2 separate regions of the Mus musculus genome follow, and region 2 is linked to region 1. Evidence: chromatin loops called from intact Hi-C (ENCODE). Cell type or tissue: left cerebral cortex. All regions are shown on one strand.

Region 1 (8,000 bases):
AAGGTTTTAAACTAAGATGTTTGCGTTTACATCCTAAATGCTTAAATGGTTTATGATTTGTAGACATTTGAACCACAGAGTCTGCACGGTGAGGACCAGAGAAGTTGCAGACCTTCTTATAGTCAAATTAAGGCCGAGCCTCCCTTCTGAGTCCCCAGTCCAGGGTTGTGTAATTACCGCAGACCTCATACAATGGTTTTTGAATTCGTGGATAATAGAGAACTGGCTAAGAAAACTCTACCACCAAGATGTAGAATGGTTCAAAGTGATTATGGCAGGCTAGCATGGGGTTTGAAACCACTAAGATGAAAGTTGACAGAAATATATGTGGGCTTGTAGGTTTCGGTTCAGAGCTACCAGCTAGACAAGTGCCAGGTGGGAATGCTCTTACAGGTTTTGTGGATGATGGTCCCAGGAGATAGGAAGCAAGAATGTGGGCAGACTGTCTCAGGATGAGTGAAGAGGGAGGGGGAGCAGGAGGTGGTTCTTCCCTGGACATTTCTACCCACAAGGGGAGGCAAGAACCAAACTCTCGTCTGAGATGGACACTAAGTCAGGGACTTCTGGAGAAGGTGTATGAAAGCAAGACCTCCAACTGTCTCAGACTCAGTGAGATTACGACCAAGTGCACTGGGGTCTTCAGACCAGTGGCACAGCTAGTTCCTAGTCAGAAAAGTAGAATCATCTGCATTTCCACCTTTAACAAGGTCCCCAGGGGTTCATGGGGGACCATTAAAGTCAGAAAAGTACCTGCACTAGGTCAGCAGGTTTTTCAGACCGGAGTACACATTATAAATCTCTCACCACGGGCTATGCTTGGAAATTTTGATTCAACTGCTTTGTGCTGGGACCATGTTTTCTTTCTTTTTCATTTCTGCCTTTTCCTTTCCTCCTTTAAAAAAACCCCTTCTTCTTTAAAAGCAAAACAGAACAAGACACAGTTTCTCATGTGTCCCTGGCCGACCTTGACCTTGCTAAACAGTGGAGGGTGACCTTGAACTTCTGATCCTCTTGCCTTCGTATCCTCAGTGCTGGGATTAAAGGTGTGTACCACCAAATTCAGTGTGTGGAGATGGAACCCAGGGCTTCAAGCATGTTAGGAGAAAACTACAAACTCAGCTACATTTCCAGCTCCTTCTTTGTCCCTCTCTGTTCCCCTCCCTCCCAACTAAACCTAAGTTGTCCTCTGACTTGACTGAGAATCAGAATGATGGAGAGATCACTGAAGCAGCATCACTGGTCTCACCCGCACAGTTTCTAATCCAACAGGCCCGATATTGGACCCAAGAACTTACATCTCTACCAAGTCCTCAAATGATGCTATTGCTGCTGGTTCCCTAGGGCTCACAGAGAGAGGAGAGGCCAGAAGAGTGATCTAGATAGGACTTCCAAGAAGAATCAACACGTGTGAGGTAAAAGAAGAAGGAAAGAGACAGAGTGGCTTTAGCTATGGAGGTGAGTTGAGAGGAGAGCTCTTTCCGAGGTCTCCTCCGCCAGCTCCTTGTCTCCTTTCGGATGCTTTCTTCTGTGAAGTCCTAGCTGTTTTATTTCTCAGATTCTTCCATTGGAAGAATCTGCCCATGATCACATCAGGGGCCTTTTTTAGGGGCTCCTGCCATTGCTTGCAGGATGAAGTGTGTTCCTCTCAGTGGAGCATCCAGGGGCCAGGACCCTCTGCTCCTTCTCTTTACTGGACTCTGCTCTGGTCATCATGATCTACTTGCCAATCTTCACTTAATTTTGCTCCTGTATTGCGTTTGACGTCCTTTCCCTTTTCCTCATCTCTTAATTTCTACCTGGCAGATTAGATGAATTTCAGTATAGACAGTGTCTTAGTTAGGGCTTCTATTGCTGTGAAGAGACTCCAGGACCACAGCAGCTCTTATAAAGGAAAGCAGTTAAATGGTGCTCACTTGCAATTCAGAGGTTCAGTTCATTATCAGCATGGCAGGAAGCATGGCAGCAGGCAGGCAGACATGGTGCTGGAGAAGAGGCTCAGAGTTCTACATCTGGATCAGCAGGCAGTAGGAAGAGAGAGTGACACTAGGCCTGACCTCAAAGCCCAGTGACACACTTCCTCCAACAACACTACACCTACTCCAACAAGGCCACACCTCCTTACAGTGCCAGTCCCTAGGGGTCTGTGGGGCTGTTCTCATTCAAATTACCACAGACAGGCCATCTTTTAATTTTATATTTCTTTCTGTTCCATCCATGGTCACCAACCTCCAACTTCTGGCTCAGTTCAAGCATTGCTTTTCTTACCCAAACCTACTGTGATAGTAACCCCCTCCCAGTTCTTATATATGACATAATGTCACATTTCTTTACACAGATGGGCTCAGTTGCTTCCCTTTCTCTGTGTGACCTCCTCTGAGCAGAGAAGTGGGCAGGGCGAGGTAATCACAGTGCTAACTGGACATATTTCAGCCCGTAGTGTCTATCAGCTGCGTACTTTTTGTATCTGGCCTGCCCCTTCTCTAGCATGGAAGACAAAGAAACCTTGTCTCATTGTTGCAGTCTTCTTGGGGAACACCAGTTGATCTGGTCCCTCCCATAATCCTTGTGATGGATTGTTGATGTCTTTATATGTCCAGTTAGCACTGTGATTACCTCACTTTAGGCAAAAATCATTTGGCATATTTCTCTGTCTAGATTAGCAGTTCCTAACTCCTCCATGGAAAGCCAAGGGTGAGGTCTGTTAAAGGCCAACATTGAAAGTTTCTCTTTCCGGCTTCCTTGAGTGTGTCATACTGCAAGGGACCCACCTAAACAGATGTAAGATTGAAATTCAGCCTTCTGACACTGCTGGTGGCTGGGAGTTGGTAACTCCCAAGGCTCTCAACTCACAGAGGGTAGGGTCTGAGTCAGTTACTACTGGACAGCCAACAGTACAACAAACAGAAGAAATGGCCTAGACAGTGGGTTGGGCAAGAGGGCTGGGGTAGAAGTCTGAGAATATTATAATATACTGGCAGGTCCTTCTGATCTTCACAACTGAAGGAGCCATCCCTCCATTCTCTGTGAGCTCCCAGGGAAGGAAGGAGGCTTGTGGTAAGATCCCCTGGCCCACAGATAAGGAATCCACGGATCATAAGGATTCTCACAGTAGATTAAGGTGCAGCTGGATTTGAACGCAGCCCAACTTCCTCACCCTCCTCAATATGCTGCCTCTTAAAAAATGTTCAAACATGTACAAACCCATGCAGGGTGCAAATGCAAATTATTCCTTCTGGAAGCATAAAATAGCCAACTGGTGATGGAAACTTGGCAGGGATGGGATGGGATGAGTCACAGACAGCTTTCTGAGAGAGCAGCTTTGTTCTGTATGGCTGAGGGAGAGGAAGGCATGGCAGGCAGCAAGTCGGGGGGGGGGATGCTGGGAAGAGAACTGTGGGTGGGGCCCTGGCACTGGGACGGAAGCAATGAGATACCCAAAGCCGGAGCTGTGTATGTGTGTGGTATGGATGATGTACAACATGGTTAGGTAGCACACGTATGCACATGTGTGTATGTGGGACATGGATAATATGTGTAGGGGGCATGGGTATGTGTGTAGGATGTGTCAGGGCAGTTTGCAATGGTGTGTGTATTTGCAAAGGGGAGTTCTGTTATATCAGAAAATTGTTGATGAAAGGTTTTTAACATTTTTCTTCTCACCTGTGCATAAGTAGCATTTGTCCCTACCCCCCTCCCCAACACATTGTGCAGTGGTGACTCAGATGTGCGTTTATGTAATGCACTTAACTAGTTAAGTATATATGTTTGCTTTAGCACACATGTAACTCATAGTCTGCTTTGGCTGCCTTCAGGGACTCAGGCAGTGCTATTGGGAGGCTGCCATTTCTAATCTCAGCTCCATTATCCTTGCTGTTGGACCGTGTGTAGACTCTGTCCATGTGATGGTCCCCAGCTTGAATCCTCAGCTTCACAAACTCCTAACTTCAAGCCTACTGAAAAGAAAACTTTTTACTTGTATTTGCATAAAAACCCAAATTGAATCCCACTGAAAAGCTTAGGTCATGTGTCCATCCCTGAACTAATCACTGTGGTCCACAGGATAGAATGTTTGATTGACATCCCAGGCCACCTGCTCATCTCTAAGCAGAGGAGCCAGGCTTAGCACCACACATAGGGGCCCACTTGGGGATGGTGGTACTGAAGGGATGGGTGGATGCTGAGAGGACAGGCACAATCCCTGTTTCTTAGCTTTCAGTTATTGCTCAGAATAAGGCTTCTGGCCTTCAATCTCAGCCCAGTCTGTGGCTGGCTTTCTTACTTCTCTTTCCCCCATGCTTCTCAGGAGGGAAAGTTGTTTAAGACTGATGCTTTGGGATGTGAAGGAGCTGAGAGGTCAGTGAAGGTGAGCTGGCTCAGAGAAGGGTCAGAGCTGTGAGTGGTCACTTCCTGTTGGGTGTGAGGAGGAAGGACACTGAGGAATTGTCTCTTAGGTCTTCACATCCTGCTTGTGAGGTGGGTACCGCTTATCTGAGAGAGTGCCACTGAGAAATGAGGAGGCAAGTCTGGGTAGAAATTCACACCCCTTATGATCTTTGCTTCCTGTAAGGCAGCAAGACCCCTTATGACCTCTGCTTCCTGTAAGGCGGTGAGACCAGTGGGGACGAATCTTGGCTCTGGAAAGAACCTCATTCTTGTGGTAACCCTGTGAGTGCTGGATCAGATCTTCTAGAAGCAGCTCCTGTACTTACTGTTTGAATTCCAGACGGAGATGCTGAGATCTGTCCTGCTGAGATCCTAGAATGGTCCTATCAACCCAAACAGATCCAGAAAAAATGGGCTTTGGGATGTTCAAGAAGCTTAGTAGAGCAAGAATGTGATGATTTCTAGGACTGGTAACTAAAATACTGACATCTTTTACTCGGTATACAGCAAATAGCACCTGCTCCAACCGCCCATGGCCAGTCTGGTTCCTTTCCGTGGCCTTTGGTCTGGGATTTTTTTGGGACGACTCCTTTGGTCTGGGATCATAGGAAGAATTCTTGGCCCTGGCCACAAAGACAGACAAAGATTGATGGCCTGGAGAAGTAAGTGAAAGCTCAGCTACTCCCTGAGCTCAGCTACTCCCCGCCTCCTTCCTCTTCTTCTGGATGAGAAGGCCACCATGACTCTGATGCCTCCGTTCATCTCTCTGCTTCTGCCCTGATTCCTGGTGTTCACTATGAGGCCTCCTGTCCTGAAGCAGGTGATAGAGGGAGAGGTAATGTATTAGATTGCTTATTGGTGTGTCCAGTATATCTCAGCTGAAGTGGTGGTGGTCGGGGAGAATGAATGGCAAGCCTGAGCATGCCTGTAGGAGAGAAAATGGTGAATTTCATTTTACTTGGTCTTTCTAAGCTATAACATATACTGGTTTCTATGGTTAGGAACTCTGACTTGAGAGAGCAGGATGAACCTGCGTTCCTTCTATATACTGTAAACAGTTTAGTCATAACACCTGCCTCAAATTATCATCTGTAAAATGGAGATATTAATAACGTTTACCACACAGATTTTTGAAAGGATTAAGGAATAGGATATTTATATATAATTTAATTTCTGGCCTATAGCTAGCTACTATTTAAAAAAAAACATTTACTTTTTATGTATTTATTACCTTTAAAAAAAAAAAACAAAAAAAACCCAAACCTCAAAAACTCACTTTAATCACAACCTAACAGCGCCAGGTGCAATTTCTGGGGACAGACTCTGGGTACAATGCTGTGTGGCAACCACACACTCACACGGCTCTGAGAAGGCCCCCAAGGGGGACTTACCTTCAGGGACTGAGCCAAAGAATGGGGGAGGGGACTGGGGTACTCCATAGGGGAAGGTGCTACTTCTTGGCAAAAGAGATCTTCATAGCATTGTTCTGTGTGATCTTAAAGCCTTGCAGGACATCTCGTGCTGCTCCAGCCTGCACTTCATTGTCAAACTCCACGAAGTCGATGTCATGGCGCCCAGGGACCAGACGCACCTCCTTGAAGCCAGGGAACTGGGTGAAAAGCATGGAGAGCATGAGCTCGTTGGTCTCCTCAGGCAGGTTGGTGAGGAACAGGATGTGATTGGGTGGATTCTCGGAGAGAGGCTGCGCATGCGGCATCTGCCCAGGTATGAGCTGCTGTGGGGGCATGGCCCTAGAGGGGATCTGGCCAGGAGGGAGGCCTGGTGGCAGGATCATGCCAGGTGGTCGCATGTAGGGAGGCTGTCCTGGCATGTGGTGCATAACACGGGGTGCCTGAGGCATCGGTGGCATGCCCGGTACAGGCTGGACAGCACCCACCACGGGGGCACTGCCCCACCCTGAACAGCCTTTTTTGACAGCAGGTTTCTCCTGACTCTTGGGCTTCCTCTTCTCTCGTTTGCGATCTCTCTCCACAAAGGTGCCCTTCATCTTGGCAATGATGTCCGAGTCAGTCTTTGCGTACTGGATATGCATGGGCTTGCCGTAGAAGGGGAAGCCCTGCATGGAGCGCAGGGCGTTGATGGTGCTGCTGACCTCCTTGAAGATGACGAAGGACTGGCCCCTCATCTTCAGGCTCTGAGACACCAGGATATCCAGGATCTGGCCAAACTGGGAGAAGATGGCATACGGGGACTTCTTGAGCTCATCTTTCTTGATCTTCTCGTTGAGACTGTTGATATAAATAGTGTGGTTGGGACGGGTCTCGGGAACTGCCATGGTGTGAGATGTTCAGGTAAGGCTTAAAGAGGAGGAAAAAGTGACTTTAGCCCTAAGTTTCCCAAATTCTTTGTTCCAAAGGGCTGATGGGCTCTGCTCAGGGCTCTTTCTTCCAAGAGGAAGTCGGGTAAACTATTTATTACTTTTTATTTTTGTGTATCTTTTAGTGTTTTGCCTGATGTATGTATTGCATAACTTGTGTACCTGAAGAGGAGAGAAGAGGGCATCAGATCCCCTGGTACTGAGGTTGTAAGCCATTGTGAGCCACCATGTGGGAGCTGAGAAATGAACCTGGGTCTTCTGTAATAGCAATAAGAACTCTAAAGCTCAAAACCCTTTCTTCGGCCTCCTAACTTCCGCTCTCATGTTGTTTTGCTTTAGTTACGCCAGCCTTCCTTTTTTTTGGAACGAATACTATGCGTTACTGCTTTTGGAAGTGTTGATGTGGAAGAATCTAGAGCAAGAGGTTTAAGGTGTGTTCTCTATGAGTTCTGGTTTCAAATATTTTGACTTCTCAATTAAAATATTCAGTTTGGGTTTTAGCCCAGATGTTAGGATTGGCATCCCCTTAGCACATAAGTAATTTTTAAATACTCTTGTTTTTTCCAGGAGATCCTTCTTAAGCTGTCCCGTCTCTTGGGAGCCTGCGGTGGCTGCCCATTCCCTTTGAACTGAACCTCCAGCTCCTTCCTCTTGCGTTCAGTTACATTGTTTCTCTCCACCTTAGCCTGCACCATCAAGATTCCTTTCTCCTCCTTGCCTGCACAAACTGTTTCGGCTGAGTCTGGGGCACAGCTCTTGCCTTTGCCTCCGGCATATCCATTTCCACTTGGGATATTCTCACACCAGATTTTTGCCCAACCTTCAAGCTCCAACTTGAAGGTCCTCTATAGAGTTCCATATGGGTGATTTGAGAAGGGCAAACATGGAGCACTGGCTGCAGACTGGTGTGTGCTCTGTGGAATGTGTGCACATGCAAGCCATGCAACCCAGGCATTTCCTGTGCATGCTCCTCTGGCTACCTTCCCTTCTCCTGTTAACTAGTGCAAGTCTTCATGCCTGGTACCTATTACTCAGGGGAGGTAAGGACCATTGCTGAACCGAGGATGGAAACTGAGGATCCGCTGTGATGACTGAGGCCAGGTCCTAATTGGGCTTGAAGTGATGAAGCTGATTTGGTAACCAGAAAAATACAACGTTTGTAGAATAAGTTCTGAGCACATGGAGGGTGGATCTCTTTAATCTTCTTATTCTGGAATGAAAACCCCAAGGCAACACACAATGAGGACTTAGAGGCAGGGCCGATGGATGTGGTGTCTCC
Region 2 (8,000 bases), 1.0 Mb after region 1:
CCGATGAAGAAGGAAGGTTTCTTCACCAAATCTGTGACTTGTGTTCCTCTACCTACACCACTCCTCGTCCCTTTATCTTCTTACTGCTTTGGTATGTAGACATTTTTTGGGGGTGGGCATGTAGTATGTGAGAGGGGAAGATGTTAGAGATGGTGCAGAGGAACGGATGGTACAGGTGATGAAGGATAGTGGTGGTGGTGGTGGTGGTGGTGGTGGTGGTGGTGGTGGTGGTGGTCGTGATGGTGGTGGTGGTAGAGATAGTAGTGGAGAGGATTGTCCTGAATAATGTTAGGTCAACTTGACACGCACTAGAGTTATCTGAGAGGAGGGCACCTTAATGAGGTGCCTCCATAAGATCCAGCTATAAGGCATTTTCTTAATTAGTAACTGATGAGGGAAGGGCCCAGCCCACTGTGGGTGGTGCTATCCCTAGGCTGGTAGTCCTACATGCTATAAGCGGGCTAAGCAAGCCACGAGGAGCAAGCCAATAAGCTGTACTCTCCATGGCCTCTACAGCAGGCCCTGCTTGAGTTCCGGTCCTGTCTTCCCTTGATGATGAACTGGGATGTAGAAGCATGGGTTGACTCAATTCTTTCCTCCCCGAGTTGCTTTGGTCATGATATTTCATCATAGCAATAGAAACCCAAACTAAAACAATGCTCGTTGTGGGACCGTGAAAGGCAGACTGTTTTCTAGTTGAGCTAGGTTTAAACCCTGGAGTCCCAGCAGATAACTCTGCAAGGGACAGAAGGAAGTTTGCCATGCTCGAGGCGCTAGCTCCGTAATTCTGTGGCCATCAGTCACATAGGGCAACATCCCAAGCTCCTGGTATTCTGTCTGGACTCCACCCCCACAGTTACCTGGCAACAACCAGGTATGCTCCTCCCCACAGTTACCCAGCAACAACCAGGTAGGCCTGGCCCACTATAAAAGGGGCTGTTTGCGCCCTCCTCGCTCTCTTATTCTCTTGCTCTTGCTCCCTTGCTCCCTATCTGCCTTCCCTTCCCCTCTCTCTCCACGTGGCCATGGCCGGCCTCTACTGCTCTACTCTCTCCCTTTCTCTGCCTTTCTACAATAAACGCCTTAAAACTATGAACTGCCTCTTCTCATCCAGATGCACCATGCTAGAGCAATGGAGCAGGTCTTCCTCTAAAGAGCTTTGTCTAATCTCTCGGAAGGTCTCCCTGCCTCCCAGACATGAACGCCACCAAACCAAGCGCAGACCCACACTCCATTCTCAGCACTCAGCAACATCTGCAGTGCCGTCCTCGGCCTCCATGCAGAGACCTCAGACTGTGCTTCCCCACCCCTGGAGCTGGGTCCTGAGTCTTCTCACAGCCTGACACCTTTGCAGTCAAACTTCCCGTGTCCACCTCCACAAGCAGCCCTAGCCCTGTGGCAGGCCAGATGCAGGACACCATTTTAACCCACAGCTCATAAGTTTTTGTGTGGAAACTACCACATATTAAAGAGCTGGATGTTAGTGCTGTGCCTCCTGTAATGCCTCTACTCAGGACCTCAGGCTCACTGAAATGCAGTTTCTCCTCTCTCTCTCTCTCTCTCTCTCTCTCTCTCTCCCCTCCCTCCATTTCTCTCAAAAAGTATTAGCATAGGAATTTGCCTCAGGCCCTAACAGGAAGGATGCCTACAATGTCTAACTGCCAGCAGCTCACAGAACACCTTTAGCTGGGATTTAATGGGAAGGTGACTGCCTGGGCTAGAAGCTGGATTTGGACTCTTAGCCTGGGATGTAACAGAGCCACTTAGAGAGGCAGAGATGGAGAAGAGAATAGAGAACGTAGGTTTTAGGGTCAGACAGACCTGAATTCTGCTGTTTATTTTCTCTGAGACCTTGGCCATGTTACCTGTCATCTCTGGCCCTCACTGCTTCACCTCTGAGGTTGGCTCAATAATGATCCATGGTCTACTTAAGAGAATGAAACAAAGCAAGGCTCAGCAGAGTCCAGCAAACATGTGCTGTCGCTGACCTACCCCACTGCACATAGTACTGGGACTGAGTCAAGACCTCTAAGGTGATGCTGCCCACCTGCCTGTGCAAGGGCAGAGAGAGCATCCCGCATCCCATCCCATTCTGGTGGTTGCAGACGAATGAAACAAATGATGGAGAAGCTGCCCACTCATTGAAGAACTCAATTCAGATCCCTCCTTGCTCTGGCTCCAGCCCAACCCTCACCTACTCAGGGACTTCACAGGTTGGGATGAGAAGGCTTGAAGGAAGGAAGGAAGGAGGGAGGGAGGGAGGGAGGACCAATCCTGGTGAGGGAGTGGGGTGTATCTACCGGTAGTTCTATCCCTCCCTTCCCACAGAGCCTTCTAGGAGCACGCTGTCCATGCAGGCTCCTGGCCTCAGCCCGACTAGAGTCAGATTCTAGAGCACAGCTTAGATGCTAGAACTGATTCTGCTGCCCATCAACACCTGACAACCACTGGCTGATTGCTGGTGCCTGCGGGTAGAGGCTGCCACGTGACATAGTCGCTTGGCGTGCTGAGGCAGAAGGGATGAGTTCGAGAGCATCCTTTCCACCAGGGGGCGTGCTGAGAGCAGGGCTACCCCAGCCCACCCCCACCACAGAATGCAGCCCACTCTTCACCTGTCTCAGAGGATTCTTGGCCTCTCTGCCCAAGTGACCTCTGCCTCTCATCTTAAGGATCTCTCTCCTATCTCCATCACTCTCTGTCTGCATGTCTCATTCTCTGATTCTGTCCCTTTATCTTTCTCTCCCTACTCCTATTTCAGGACCCCTGTCAGCTCTTTCTCCTTCTCACTCACTACCGCATCCCTCTCCCCTCCCTCTCCCTCTATCTTCTCTCCCTCTCTTCTTCCTCTCCCTCTCCCTCTCCCCTCTCTCTCCCTCTCTCCTTCATCCTCCCTCTCTCCTCTCTCCCTTCTCCTTTCCTCTTCTTCCTCCCCACTTCTCTCCCTCTCTGCTCTTCCTGAGCCTATCCATGGATCTGTCTTCCTGCTCTGTGTGTGTCTTTCTCCCTGTGTCTCTGAGTTTCCCTGTCCCTTCCCTGTCTCCTCCCTCCCTGGAGGCTTCCAGGCTGGTGACTGGGAACAGATGGCCATTAGGCTTTGGCCAGAGGCCCCTGTCATCACTGAGGCTCCTCCCTCGGTGGCAGCTTGTCAGAGACCACCTGGGGAGTGCAAACGGTCCTGCCACAAACAAGTCACTGTCACCAGTGATTCAGGGCCTGGCCCTGTCTAATCTCGGCCTGCCTTGGGTAACCCTGTGAGTGGCCAGCTCCCTGCCTTGCTTGCGCAATGGCTGCTGTAGGGGCCAGAAGCCAGGAGTGGGCTAAAGAAGGACAGTGGGAAGTTTTGTACCCAGTAGGCCTTGCCAGGCCCAGAGGAAGCACCTGGAGGCAACAATCATCTGTGACCCATGGCCACAGTAGTTGCGATGCCCTGGGCCTGTGTCCTATCACCAGCCTCCCATATCGGAACATAAGAGATGAAACCAGGCTGCTCAAATACCCCCAAGCCCCTGCCTGATTTCTCCTGGACCTGCATGGCGGAGCTAGAGTGGCCTTGTTTAGGTGCCCTGAGGGCAAGCCCTAAAGAACACTGCAGTATCCAGTGAGAAGCTGGTACCCTCACCCCGCCATGGCTCTAGCTGTGCCCCCACCACCTGAAGGGTCCTGAAGTTCAGGTAGCCTAGCTGCACCCATGTAGGTACACATATACACATATCACACACACATACATCACACACACACACACACACACACACACACATACATCACACACACACGCACATGTGAATTGCCATAAAGCAATACCTATCATACACCAGAACACTTGTTCTCTAAAACATAAACAGACAGGCAGGATCATCTCTAGAAAGGGCCCTGTTACAAATCCCTGACACACACTCCTGCACTCTAGTACACCTGAGATACCAAAGGGAGATGCTGCTGTGTGGCCTGCTTGCACCCCTGTTCTTCCCATATCCACACAGTAGATGCTCTGAGGGGAAGGTGAGCATCTGTGGCCGCACGCCTGCCATCCCCCTGCAGTCCTGCCCCAGGTTCAAGGACAGTCTGATGTCACCCATGCCCTATTCAATACAAGGCATATGCTCCTCTTCCTATCTCTCATCTATGTGGGCAGTGAGTAAGATGCTCCTGGTTTACCCAAGAAGGCTGAGGCTGCAACTAGCCTGGAAATGCAGATACTTCCACCTTGTCCTTCCTAGATGGTCTTGTAGGAATCCAAAGAAATCTTGTAGGATACAAAGCAAAAGCCCCTATCAGGAGCCCCCCTGATACAGAGGTGCAAAGGGGATAATTGAGAACCACTGGGCTGGCCCCACCTCGCAAGTGTGAGCTGCAGGAGGCCAAGTGGACCGATGTGCAGCCTCCAGGAGGAAGGCTTGGGTCCTGCAGCTGCCATGCACCCACACCCTACGAGCTGCCTGCCCTGCAGCAGCCAGAGGCAGTTGGGCCTGGGAGCTCTTCCCCAGGCCTGTCCTCCCCTGTCCCCACCCTAGTCACCCCCCTCCTAGTTGGAGGAAGGACAGGATGGCAGGATACAGTGGGTGCAACCCCGGCTCATGTTTCCCTCCTCTCTTCCTGGCAGGGATTACACGGTGAGCAAGGAGGACAGCTGAGCTGGCAGGTGGGTGGCCGGCCATGCTGAGGGGCGAGCTGGGGCGGAAGGACGCGACAGCTGAGGTAACTCGGGCCTTTCATTCCCCTTTCCTACATCTCCCCTCCTGGCTCCCCTGGGGAGCTTGTACATCAGGAATGAGTCTATCAGACCAAGAACCCACCCATGTGTAGGCACCTCTCTTGCTTTACCCTAATTCCGCTCAGAATGGGCAAAAGTAAAACACGTAGGTTTAAAGAATTGAACTCAGAGAATTGAAGATTTGTGGTTTGGGGATGGGTAGTAGCAGGCCTGGAGTGGGTGAGGTGTATCCAATTTAAAACCCACTCATTAGCATTGACACTCCTCCCTCTCCCAGCTTCCACCACAGCCCCAGTAGAACCGTCTCTACGGCTGTGAGAAGGCACCTGTCCGTACAAATGCAACTGCACCTTATCCCAGCCTTTACCCTGATATGGTCCCGAAGCCTGTAGTTTCTTGGGCTACCTACCTGACCATTTGGAAATACTTAGCTTCAGGACAGAGGATGTCAATCGTTGACCCTTAGATACTTATTTGAATGACTGGAGATAGTTTGGGGATCAAGCAATAAAAATTAGGTATGAACCTAGAAAATTCAGGAATCATGTGTCAGCAGAAAGCTATGACCTAGGCTCAGGTCTTGGTGGAGGCCTGAGTGACAGTCTCGTGCAAGGGAGGTAGGAGGAGGCCCTGCCCTTCTCCTTCCCACCCCACCCACAGGAGGACATCCACAGTCAGAAAAGCAAGGGTAGATATTGAAGCTGTTGTGTGGATGCCCCCAGATCTGACCCAACATCAGCTGGTATGTTCCAGGCAGCGACAGTCTAGCTGATCTCTGGGTCTGCTGCAACCACGAAGGGGTGTTCCAATGCCATGGCCAACATGGAACAATCAGGTACTGGACTCCAACAGCTATGCGTGCTCTCTAACCTCCTTCCCATATGGTGCTGCTTGAGCCGGTAGACTCCTTGGTTCCTCTCTATATCTACCCTGAGCAGTGCAGTCCAGAAGTTCCTGCCAGGTAGCATGTTTTCCATCTGCCCTAGATGTTTGTCTCAAACCCTCATTCTGGTGTCCTATATTAGCAAGCCTGTGCAACCCAGTACTGTTCTTCACACATCTGTGCACATTCCACAACGACTTCTCTGAGCCCTGCTCCATGAGCGAAATGTGTTAGCTACTTGAAACGTCTGTTGGAAAACATTCAAGACCAAGTAAAAGCACCTGGCACAGGGCGCCGCATAGAGCAAGCCCCAAAACATGTTTCTCCTTTTCTAGTCATAACGGCTATAACAAAATACCATTAACTGGGAAGCCTATATATTAGGGGGGAAAAATTCTCATAGTTCTAGAAACTGAGACGTCAAAGATCAGGATCTCAGAAAATTTACCATCTGGAAGGCCTACTTCCTGTGTTAGAGATGGCACTTTCTCCTTCTGTCCTTACACGCTCATCTGGGATAGTTTGCTAAGGATACTAATACCATTCATAACTGAATCATCTTCCAAAGACCCACCTGCCATCACTATCACACTGATGATTAGGATTTCAATATATGATTAGGAGTTGAAAGAACACAAATGCTCAGGCCATAACTGACACTCTTCTCAAACCTTCTTGCCTGCCTGCCTTCCATCCTTCCTTCCTGCCTGCCTGCCTTCCTTTCTTCCCCATCTCAATCCTTCCAGAGAGTCCTGAGCATCCTAATTAATCCCCCCTCATCCGCCTCTATTTCACTCCATCCAGATCCTCAGTGAGCCTCTGAGGCCCCAATAAGCTCTGTTGCCTTTCTAAGTGGAGCTGCACACAATTTTCTAGGTCAACTACAGAGAGGGACTCATTCATCTTTGTGTTCCCAGGCATCCAACGCAGACCTAGAACATAATGTCTGGTTCCAGATGGAATGAAGGGGTTGTGATTGGATGGGGATGGAGGACAGATGGACAGATGATGAATGTGTGGGTGAATGGATTGGGTTAGATAGAATGGATACAAGGATAGAACTGGCAGATGGGTTGAGGACCTGTGTCTACATAGAGATGTAGGGATGGGTACATTAACAGCTAAGTGAAATGGATAGATGCGAATATGTGGTACCCAAGTATTGAAGAGGAGGGATAGGAGGATGGAGAAACAGATGGCTGCAGTCACATGCCAAGTTGGCTTTGGGCCAAGACAAGAAGGCTTCAAGGAACTCTCTCTAATACTTTCACCTCAATCCTTGTCACATCCTGTTTGCCATTGCTGTCACAGCACAAACTTGGGGTGGTGGTGACTGACGGTGGTGGGTGGTGGGTGTGGATGCTGCCTCCATTTGCAGTTTTGCCCAAGACCTCACTTATTGGTCCCTGCCCCAGGCTCCATGTACCACAAAGCTCAGAGCACAGGCATGGGTGGAGAGCACACTTGCCCTTCCCCAGACACCTTCCCAGCCCTCAAAAGTTGCCCTGGAGACGGATAACTGAACGTACCAGTGGAGATGCTGCTGTCCTCAGGCTCAGCACCTAAGTCTGGACACCAGCCAACCAGACTTCTCCCCAGGGTGAGCTTGGATTCCAGCCACATGGAGGTTCAGCTAGGCTGACACTCCTATGAGAGGCCTCAGTAAATCCAGAGGTCCTTGAGAGCAGGCATGGTATCACCCTCCCTGCCCAATCCAGTCATGCAGTCTTTGACACAGAGTTGGCAGAGCAAATGTTTGCGGGCTAAAGAAAATGAGCAAGGCATCCTAGACACAGCCAGCTGTTGCTACGAGAAAGCAGTGGTACGTGCTCATCTGAGCTGAGAAGGTGCACACCAGCTCTGCCGCTTCCCAGGTGGGTGACCTTAACTGGTCCCTGGACCTCTTTGACCTAGCCTCTCTTCATCTGTAAACTCATAATAACGGGTGACACCACTCAGCCCTCGCCTGTGCTTGCTTGGACCACGCAGAAAACCTCTGATGTTGGTCTTTTGAAGGACCCTAGTCTGAACCAACAACAGTTCCTGCCCCCCACTCTTCTCCACCAGGGCAGGGCAGGCCTGTATAGAGGAGCTGGTGAGTTGCAGGCACTGAGCATACACCATTTCCAGGTTTCTGCAGCCAGGGCTATCTATAATCACCCTGACCCCAATCTTTCCATGTGAATTATGTAAAGAGAGTTCTCCAAAAAAAACAAGACCCATGAAAAGTCCCAGCCTGTGCTTTCCAGCCCTCATGTCATCTTTCCCAACTTGATAAGGACCATGGCTTATTAGTCATTCCTACCCAGCTCACCCTGTCCTGCGCCTGCACACGTGAGACTAAAAATACCCATGGCTCCTATTAGACACTCTGCCCTAGGGACACGCCAAGCCTGAGTCTGCAGT

What was found. Hi-C counts contacts between places; a loop is a spot of excess contacts. Peaks named below come from ENCODE experiments on the same cell type or tissue, not always from the same donor. Only the 100,000 strongest peaks of a DNase experiment are listed, where the experiment ranks them.
Region 2: it touches region 1 in a loop (5-fold over the local background); 2 of 42 quality-filtered maps call a loop at or near these places.

Annotation. Positions count from the first base shown.
Region 1 is chr9:101,442,664-101,450,663 of GRCm38, forward strand. It overlaps the pseudogene Gm5161. Among named protein-coding and RNA genes, the nearest start is that of Gm24638, 54 kb to the left of the region's middle. In left cerebral cortex, no CTCF peak of the experiment used is centred here; DNase peaks (open chromatin) are centred at 3,260 and 3,836; H3K27ac peaks cover 1,665 bases.
Region 2 is chr9:102,490,072-102,498,071 of GRCm38, forward strand. No RefSeq gene overlaps it. Among named protein-coding and RNA genes, the nearest start is that of Ky, 12 kb to the right of the region's middle. In left cerebral cortex, a CTCF peak has its summit at 2,534 (motif pointing right); DNase peaks (open chromatin) are centred at 2,192, 4,599, 5,813 and 6,655; H3K27ac peaks cover 1,108 bases.